Regions from separate parts of the Homo sapiens genome. Here region 2 is linked to region 1. The links are chromatin contacts, found by Hi-C in ENCODE. All regions are on one chromosome and are shown on one strand. Each heading gives the region's core, a stretch centred on a gene start or an enhancer-like site at or near the end of the contact. The rest is flanking DNA. Distances are from core to core; before and after follow the strand shown.

What was found. A loop is a pair of places that touch in the nucleus more often than their neighbours do. Pooled maps may share reads with other maps.
Region 2: a map of CD8-positive, alpha-beta T cell shows a loop between it and region 1 (13-fold over the local background). The contact joins the promoter of FRG1-DT here to the promoter of SNX25 in region 1. A Hi-C loop is called at or near these places in 2 of 168 maps with a recorded cell type or tissue (CD8-positive, alpha-beta T cell and naive thymus-derived CD4-positive, alpha-beta T cell) and 7 of 50 pooled maps.

The regions. Positions count from the first base shown.
Region 1 is chr4:185,207,866-185,211,309 of GRCh38, forward strand. It overlaps SNX25 (sorting nexin 25), which reads left to right and starts at 1,733. Exons shown (of 19, transcript NM_001378034.2): 1 at 1,733-2,390. The coding sequence starts at 1,962. It also overlaps a transcript of CFAP97 not described here. RefSeq lists silencers at 1,432-2,011, 2,122-2,281, 2,352-2,541.
Region 2 is chr4:189,939,084-189,942,527 of GRCh38, forward strand. FRG1-DT (FRG1 divergent transcript) reads right to left here and starts at 1,650. Exons shown (of 4, transcript NR_149039.1): 1 at 576-1,650. It overlaps FRG1 (FSHD region gene 1), which reads left to right and starts at 1,789. Exons shown (of 9, transcript NM_004477.3): 1 at 1,789-1,988. The coding sequence starts at 1,927. RefSeq lists an enhancer at 2,095-2,594.

The DNA.
Region 1 (3,444 bases), core at 483-2,982:
TATGGTGAGCTAGGGCTAAAATTGAAAAATTAATTTAAATTTATCATAAAGAATTCAGAATACAGTCCTCGGCATGTAAATGATCAAAAAACATAGATTTGGTTGTTGTTGATAACAAGCCACTGTGCTTTATTTGAATAATTTGGGTTGGTAGGGTACACTTTGAGGGGCTCCAATTGGGTGAAAATTAACAACTATTTTAGAGGCAAAAGGGCTTCTTCAAAATTAATCATACTGCTTTATTTATTTTATTTTATTTTTGAGACGAAGTCTCACTCTGTTGCCCAAGCTGGAGTGCAATGGCGCGATGTCGGCTCACTGCGACCTCCACCTCCGGGGTTCAAGTTTCACTATGTTGGCCAGGCTAGTCTTGAACTCCTAACTTCATGATCTGCCCGCCTCAGCCTCCGAAAGTGTAGGGATTACAGGCGTGAGCCACCGTGCCCGCCCCTATTTTCTTAAAAAAGGAGGAGAAAGGAAACTGGTAACTTATTTTGATCATCCCCTTGGCATGGCAAAGTCACATCTAGCATGAGGCACTCTTCATTTCTGACTTAGAAGGTTTAAGAAAGAATGAAATGAGGCCGGGCGCGGTGGCTTACACCTATAATCCCAGCACTTTGGGAGGCTGAGGCAGGCGGATCACGAGGTCAGGAGATTGAGACCATCCTGGCTAATATGGTGAAACCCCGTCTCTACTAAAAATACAAAAATTTGCTAGGTGTGGTGGTGCGTGCCTGTAATCCCAGCTACTCGGGAGGCTGAGCCAGGAGAATGGCTTGAACCCAGGAAGCAGAGATTGCAGTGAGCCGAGATCGCCCCACTGCACTCCAGCCTGGGCAACAGAGACTCCGTCTCAAAAAAAAAGAAAAAAAGAAAGAAAGAAAGAATGAAATGCCCATGAATACCAATTGATACTAAAAGCAAAAGCTACATCTGCTTCTTTATTAGTCTTAGCAGTAATTGCCAGTGTTTAAGTAGCATATTGGCATCTACTTAGCAAGCGTTATCTGTATATTACTGGCTGGGACTATGACAGAAGAAAAGGCAAATATATACTCTAAAAATTATTTGGACCACGTTCCTTTGCGTGGCTGATAGCATTTGAACTGAATAGTTGGTAAAAAACAAAAAACAAAACAAAACAAAACAAAAACCAGAAGTGGAGCCAAAGTGATTATGGGCAGCTGCGTGCACCCTGTTGCACCAGGCCGACTTCTTTGGACCTTTCCATAGCTAGGAATTGCAGGCTTCACTTACTCCACCGCACGTGTCTGATTCCTTCCCTAAGGCGGCAGGGTGGGAAAGGGAAGGTCGTTAGAAACTGTGACAGGGAGTCTCGGGAACGGTTGCCTATTTAAATAGCGAGTGAAAACCAGGCAGAAATGTTTGCCGGCTGTAAGCAAAGCGAAGAGGTTACTCGTCAGTGATGAGCGGAGAGGGAGAATTACGGGATCACCTGAGCTCAGGAATTACCAGCGCCGCTGACACCTGCAGCAAAATTTTCCATGAACAGACGGCATCCTGTAGAGGAGGAGGGGAGCGTGGGAAAGAGAGGTGTGCACCGCGCTGGGTCGCGCCCTCTCCCCGTGGGGCCCCGGCCCGGACCCCGCCCCCGCGCTGTGGGTGGGCGCCTCCCGGCTGTCACTCAGCGGCCGCGGTGGCTCCGGGCCCCGCCCGACACGCACTTCAGGGCGGCCCCGCCCCGCCCGCGTCAGGCTGGCCAGGCTTCAGTCACAACACGGTGGGGCTCCCTGGCTGCGCCCGGCCCGGCAGCTACGGGCCCAGCGCCTGGTGGCGGCGCTGAGGGGTCGCCGAGAGGGGCCCGGCGGCGTCTGCGGGGGCCGCTCCCTCGGTGGGCCGCGGGCGAGGCATGAGCGCGGGCTCCCCCTGCCTCCGGAGCGCCGGCGGGGGACCGGGGGGCAGGAGATGTGCCTGTCCTTAGCGGCCCAGGAAGCAGCATGCACCCCGATGCGACCGACAGTGGCGGCGCCGGCCCCAGCCCCGCGCGGGCCGCAGGCGCCGGCGGCCGTCCTGTCTCGGGCTTCAGGGGCGAGCGGCGGCCGGAGTCCCCGGGGGACGCGGAGGCAGCAGCAGCGGCGGCGCCGGGGGCCCCGGGCGGCCGGAGCTGGTGGAAGCCCGTGGCGGTGGCCGCACTCGCCGCCGTGGCCCTCTCCTTCCTGGGGCCCGGCAGCGGGGAGGCGGCGGGGGCCGCGGGGCTGAGCTCCGTCCTGTTCAGGCTCAGCCTGTACCTGAGCTGCGCGGCGGCCGCCTTCCTGCTGGGGATCCTGTTTGCCCTCGTCTGCCGGAGCCCGCGCGCCCAGCCGCCCGACTTCGCCGCCGCCTGGAGCCGGCTGGCCGCGACCTCAGCCGCCCGCCGCCCGCCGGGGGTAAGTACCCGACTCCTGGCCGCCCAGCTCCGCCGGCCCTCCCCGCTTCCGGTGCCAGCTCCCGCGCCCCGAGCTCCGGGGGGCCGCGGCATGCCCTTGTCGAAGCGGGAAGCCGGGAGCCAGGGGGCTGGGCTGCGGGCCCGGCCGTGGACGCGAGCGTTCCCCGGCGCCCGCGCGCGGCGGGCTCCGGGCTCCGGGCTCCGCGCTCCGCGGTGCTGGAGGAGATGCGCGTTATTTACTGGGCTCTGTAGTCACTCGACAACCATCCTCAGTCACAACCCTAAGGGTGTCCCCAGACCTTCGGTGTCGCTTGCCGTGGGAGGGGAAGAAGGGAATCACAGCGTTCGCTACGTGCAGGCTCTGCGCACGGTCCTGGCGATCCGCTTGGTTCTTCTGGCCGTTCTCGGTGGGAGGCAACTTTATGACCGTTTGCCGATGAGGAAACTTGCTTCGGTCCCTGGCCCAGCGCCTCACCCCCAAGCCCGCGTACCCTTCCCACCACCCTATCCTGCCTTCCACCATGCGGATACGTATTATAGTTGTGCAGTCCCCGCTGGCTTCTGTGATTTGGAAGGGGGATGCCAGAAATCACTGGTTTGCAACAAAAGGAAAGCCATCCTCAGCGCGCTGTGGGACACTAGGGCGGGGGTTAGGGAATGTAGGAAAGAACAGTGTTTTAAATGAGCGCTTCTCTTCTTCAGTGCCAAACCCACTGCCCCATCTTTCTTCCACATTCCTTCTCATAATCCTTTAAAGGGAACTTTATTCTATCCCAGCTTAACACTCACTGCTTGACTGAGTGATACCATCATTCTAATGAAATTGCCCAAGCGCTTTGGGGTAAGATAAATGGCAGTGGCTCAACTTCATAAGAATATTTGTTAATGATCATTTGTCCCCAGGGTTTGTATTTGCTTATCACATGACCTGCTCACTCCTTTATTTTAAAAGAAAGCACCACACTTCACCAAACTACTCTGAGTGTGTTAGTTCAGAATGCAGCGCTGAGATAATGGCGGAAGGCATTAGTAGGTAACAGACATTTCGCTCAGTA
Region 2 (3,444 bases), core at 400-2,899, 4.7 Mb after region 1:
CTGTGCATATATAGAGGCTGGGCAAGAAAGAAAGAAATCCAGAAATACGGCATATGCCATCCCTTATTTATTTCCCCATGCGACCAGCCAACAGCTTCTTCACCTAGTCCCTGCTTCAAGCTGACTTTCAGTCTACTTCTCTATCGGAAATGGAGCTTCCCCAAAGACTGCCTCAATGTCAGTTACCCAGAGGCCTTTTTTCCATCTTGGGCTCCTAAACTTCTATGATATTAAATGATACTACCCTTTCTGGAAATTCTCCTTAGCTTTGATTTCTATAATTTAACTCTGTTTCATTCCTTCTTTTATAGCCTTTCTTTTCTCTATCCCTTTACTGTAGACATATTGTACGACTTTGTTCTTGACCTTCTGATCTCTCCACATTCATTCCTTCAGAGCATGTATCCATTTTCTTGGTGTCAGGCTTCCTGACTATCTGATTATTACCATCATATAACGATGTTGGTGATGAGCATAGCTAACATATCCTAGGCATTTTCCATGTAGGTTATAATAAGCACCCTATATAACTCGTACCATTTAATTCTTCAACCCTAAATGATACTATTACTAACCACATTGTATGAGACGAGGAAACAGATTTTCATCAAAACCCTGGAAAGCCAACGTGAGGAGCCCCTGTGTGTCTCCTTTGTTAATGACTCCGGGCATCATGGCATGTGGATTGCCATGGAATGGGGATTAGGAAGCGCAGCACTGTGAAAACACCAGAAAATACGTTGATAGCGGTAAGGACGCTCATCTCTGCACATTGTGACGGTTTTGTTTCTGAGTCAGGTTTGAGATGAGCCAATCCTGACTCCATGGTGCCACCAGGGATCACGAATTTAATAAGATCTTCGTGGATGCTTGGAACCCAACTGGTCTCGGTTTTCTACTTTAGGGAAAGAGCCACAGCTTGAGTGGGGTGGTTTTGGTGTCACATACGCGATTAATAACACCCACCGCTGCAGAGGAATCACCGTGGACTACTCCTCCTTTCATCCCATGCTCTTGCGATGGATCCCTCTCACCTGTTTACTGATTTCATTCAAATTCTTCAGCGACCACAGGACCCCGACTTGCCTTCTCTATCCTGGTTCCCTCACTCTGCTTTACAGGCCTGGCCTGCTCGCTGCTCCTCACACCAGCGCTGCACGGCTCCCTCCACGCCTCCGCCCTGTTTCCTCCATCAGACAGGACTAGCTTCCTCCATCTCTGTCGGGCAAATGCCTGCCCAGCCTTCAAGACCCTCCTCAGATGCCGCCTCCACGATTAGGCTTCTTTCAGACCCCTGAGCCTGTAACACGGGCTACCATAACTCTCCACCTCAGCCCACATTCCCACAGCACTCGCGACGTCCGCGACCCTCAACATGGCGCTTCATTCTCTTTTAGGGTATTTCCTGCTTGTTTCCTGCACACACAGTCGCGCGAGGCGCAGTCCTGAGTGACCCACGCACGAGTGGCCCGCGCTTCCAGCCGCGCCGCCGCAGGCCAGCGAGGGCAGCCTGAGCCGCTTCCCGCCCCGGCGAGGACCGTCGCCAGCCCGCTGCTCTAGCAGGAGGCGGTTCCACAGCGCACCCGGCAGCCCAGCCACCGTCAGCACCGCGCCTCGGGCGGGCTTTTCTCCCTTCCGGGAGGCGCGAATCCTCAGGGGCTCCTTGAGAGGGCGCCAGGGAGCAGCTGCGCGCGGATGCCTTTTGGCCCTCTGCGGCCGCCGTAGCTCCCCGGCAGAAACCCGGAAGTGGAACTCTGAGCCATTCAGCGTTTGGGTGAAGACGGAGGCGGGTTCTACAGAGACGTAGGCTGTCAGGGAGTGTTTATTTCGCGTCCGCTTCTGTTTCTCCGCGCCCCTGTGCTGCCCCGACTCACATACTCGTCCAGAACCGGCCTCAGCCTCTCCGCGCAGAAGTTTCCCGGAGCCATGGCCGAGTACTCCTACGTGAAGTCTACCAAGCTCGTGCTCAAGGGAACCAAGACGAAGAGGTGGGTCCTGCAGCTTGGGCGGGAGCCTCCTCCGTTCTTTTCGGACGCACTCCACCCCCGCAACTCCGGTGGAAGCCGTGGCGCGGAGAGCCGGCTTTGTGGCCTCCCAGGCTTCGCCCTGGCCCCTGTCCGGGCTGGACGGAGGCCGGGCCGCGGTTCCCGGCGTCTGTGCAGAGAGGGGCAGCCTCCCGCGCGGACGACCCTGGAAACAGGATAGACGGGCAGGTGACCCGTGACCCCGTACCCACGAGTTTGGGTCCCCTGAGGCATCTCTCCAGGCCTCTGCCTGGGGGGTCTGCATTAGTCTGATCTCGTAGTTCATGATAATTTCCTTTATTAGGGATTATTATTTTCTCCATTGTCTCTTTTCTTTCTAGAAAACTTATTAATTTTTTCTAATCTAATATGTACAGTGAAACCAGGATGAATCACACAGTGGTTGAGGTGTATATGGGCTTTAGGGATATGGGCTCGAACCTGCACTCTTGTCATTTACTAGTTTTGTAATTTGTGGCAAATTGGTTAATATGTCTGAACTTCCATTTACTCATTAAGAGATCAAATATCTGAACCTCCGTTTACACATTTATACTTTCAGACGTTTTTTATACTTTTAGAAGACTGTGAGGATTAAATGAGAGAACATATATGCAGAAAATAAATTGAGCCAAATGTGAGGAGGAGGTCGTAATGGTAATTTATTAGCTTTTTAGGAAAAAATACCTGTGCACTCATATCCCCGCTTCTTTTTTAACTGGCAGATTTGCCCGAGGTACATACAAATGTCGAGTATTTCCTCCTGGTCTCCGTGATAAACAGAGGTTTTGATATTTTTAGGCGAGATAGAAAGTATCAAGGAGTGAGTTGAAGCCACTGGCCTTGAGAACCCTCTCGAGGAGTCTGGCCTCATGAAGATGCCAGAATAAATGGCAGGTTTATCCTGAATGAATGTGAGATTTTTACTCTGTGAATTTCCTGGGAGGAGAGGAGAGTTATCTTCTGAAAACTTTATAATGAAAATGCAGACACGGGTGTCTTAAGATCATCGTAATAATCATAATTAATGCTCATATAGCACTGTCAATGTGCCAAGAAATTGTTGTAGGCACTTTGCACATTAACTTTTTTTCAAATCACTCTTGGTTTTTTATTTTTTTATTGAGATATAATTCATAATTATAAAATTCACCCTTTTGTACAGTCAGGGGTTTTTAGTATATATTCAAGAGGTTCACCACTGTCTAGTTGCTCAGCATTTTCATCATCTCAGAAGGAAATCTCCCCCTACCCATTAAAGCAGTCACATCCCATCCTCCCCCTCTCCTAGTCCTTGGCAACCACTAATCCGCTCTCTATGTGAAATCGCCTATTCTGAATATTTCCTAAGAAATCATGCAACATGTGGCCTTTTGTATCTGGCTCCTTTCACTTATAACATTATTGAGGTTCATCATTG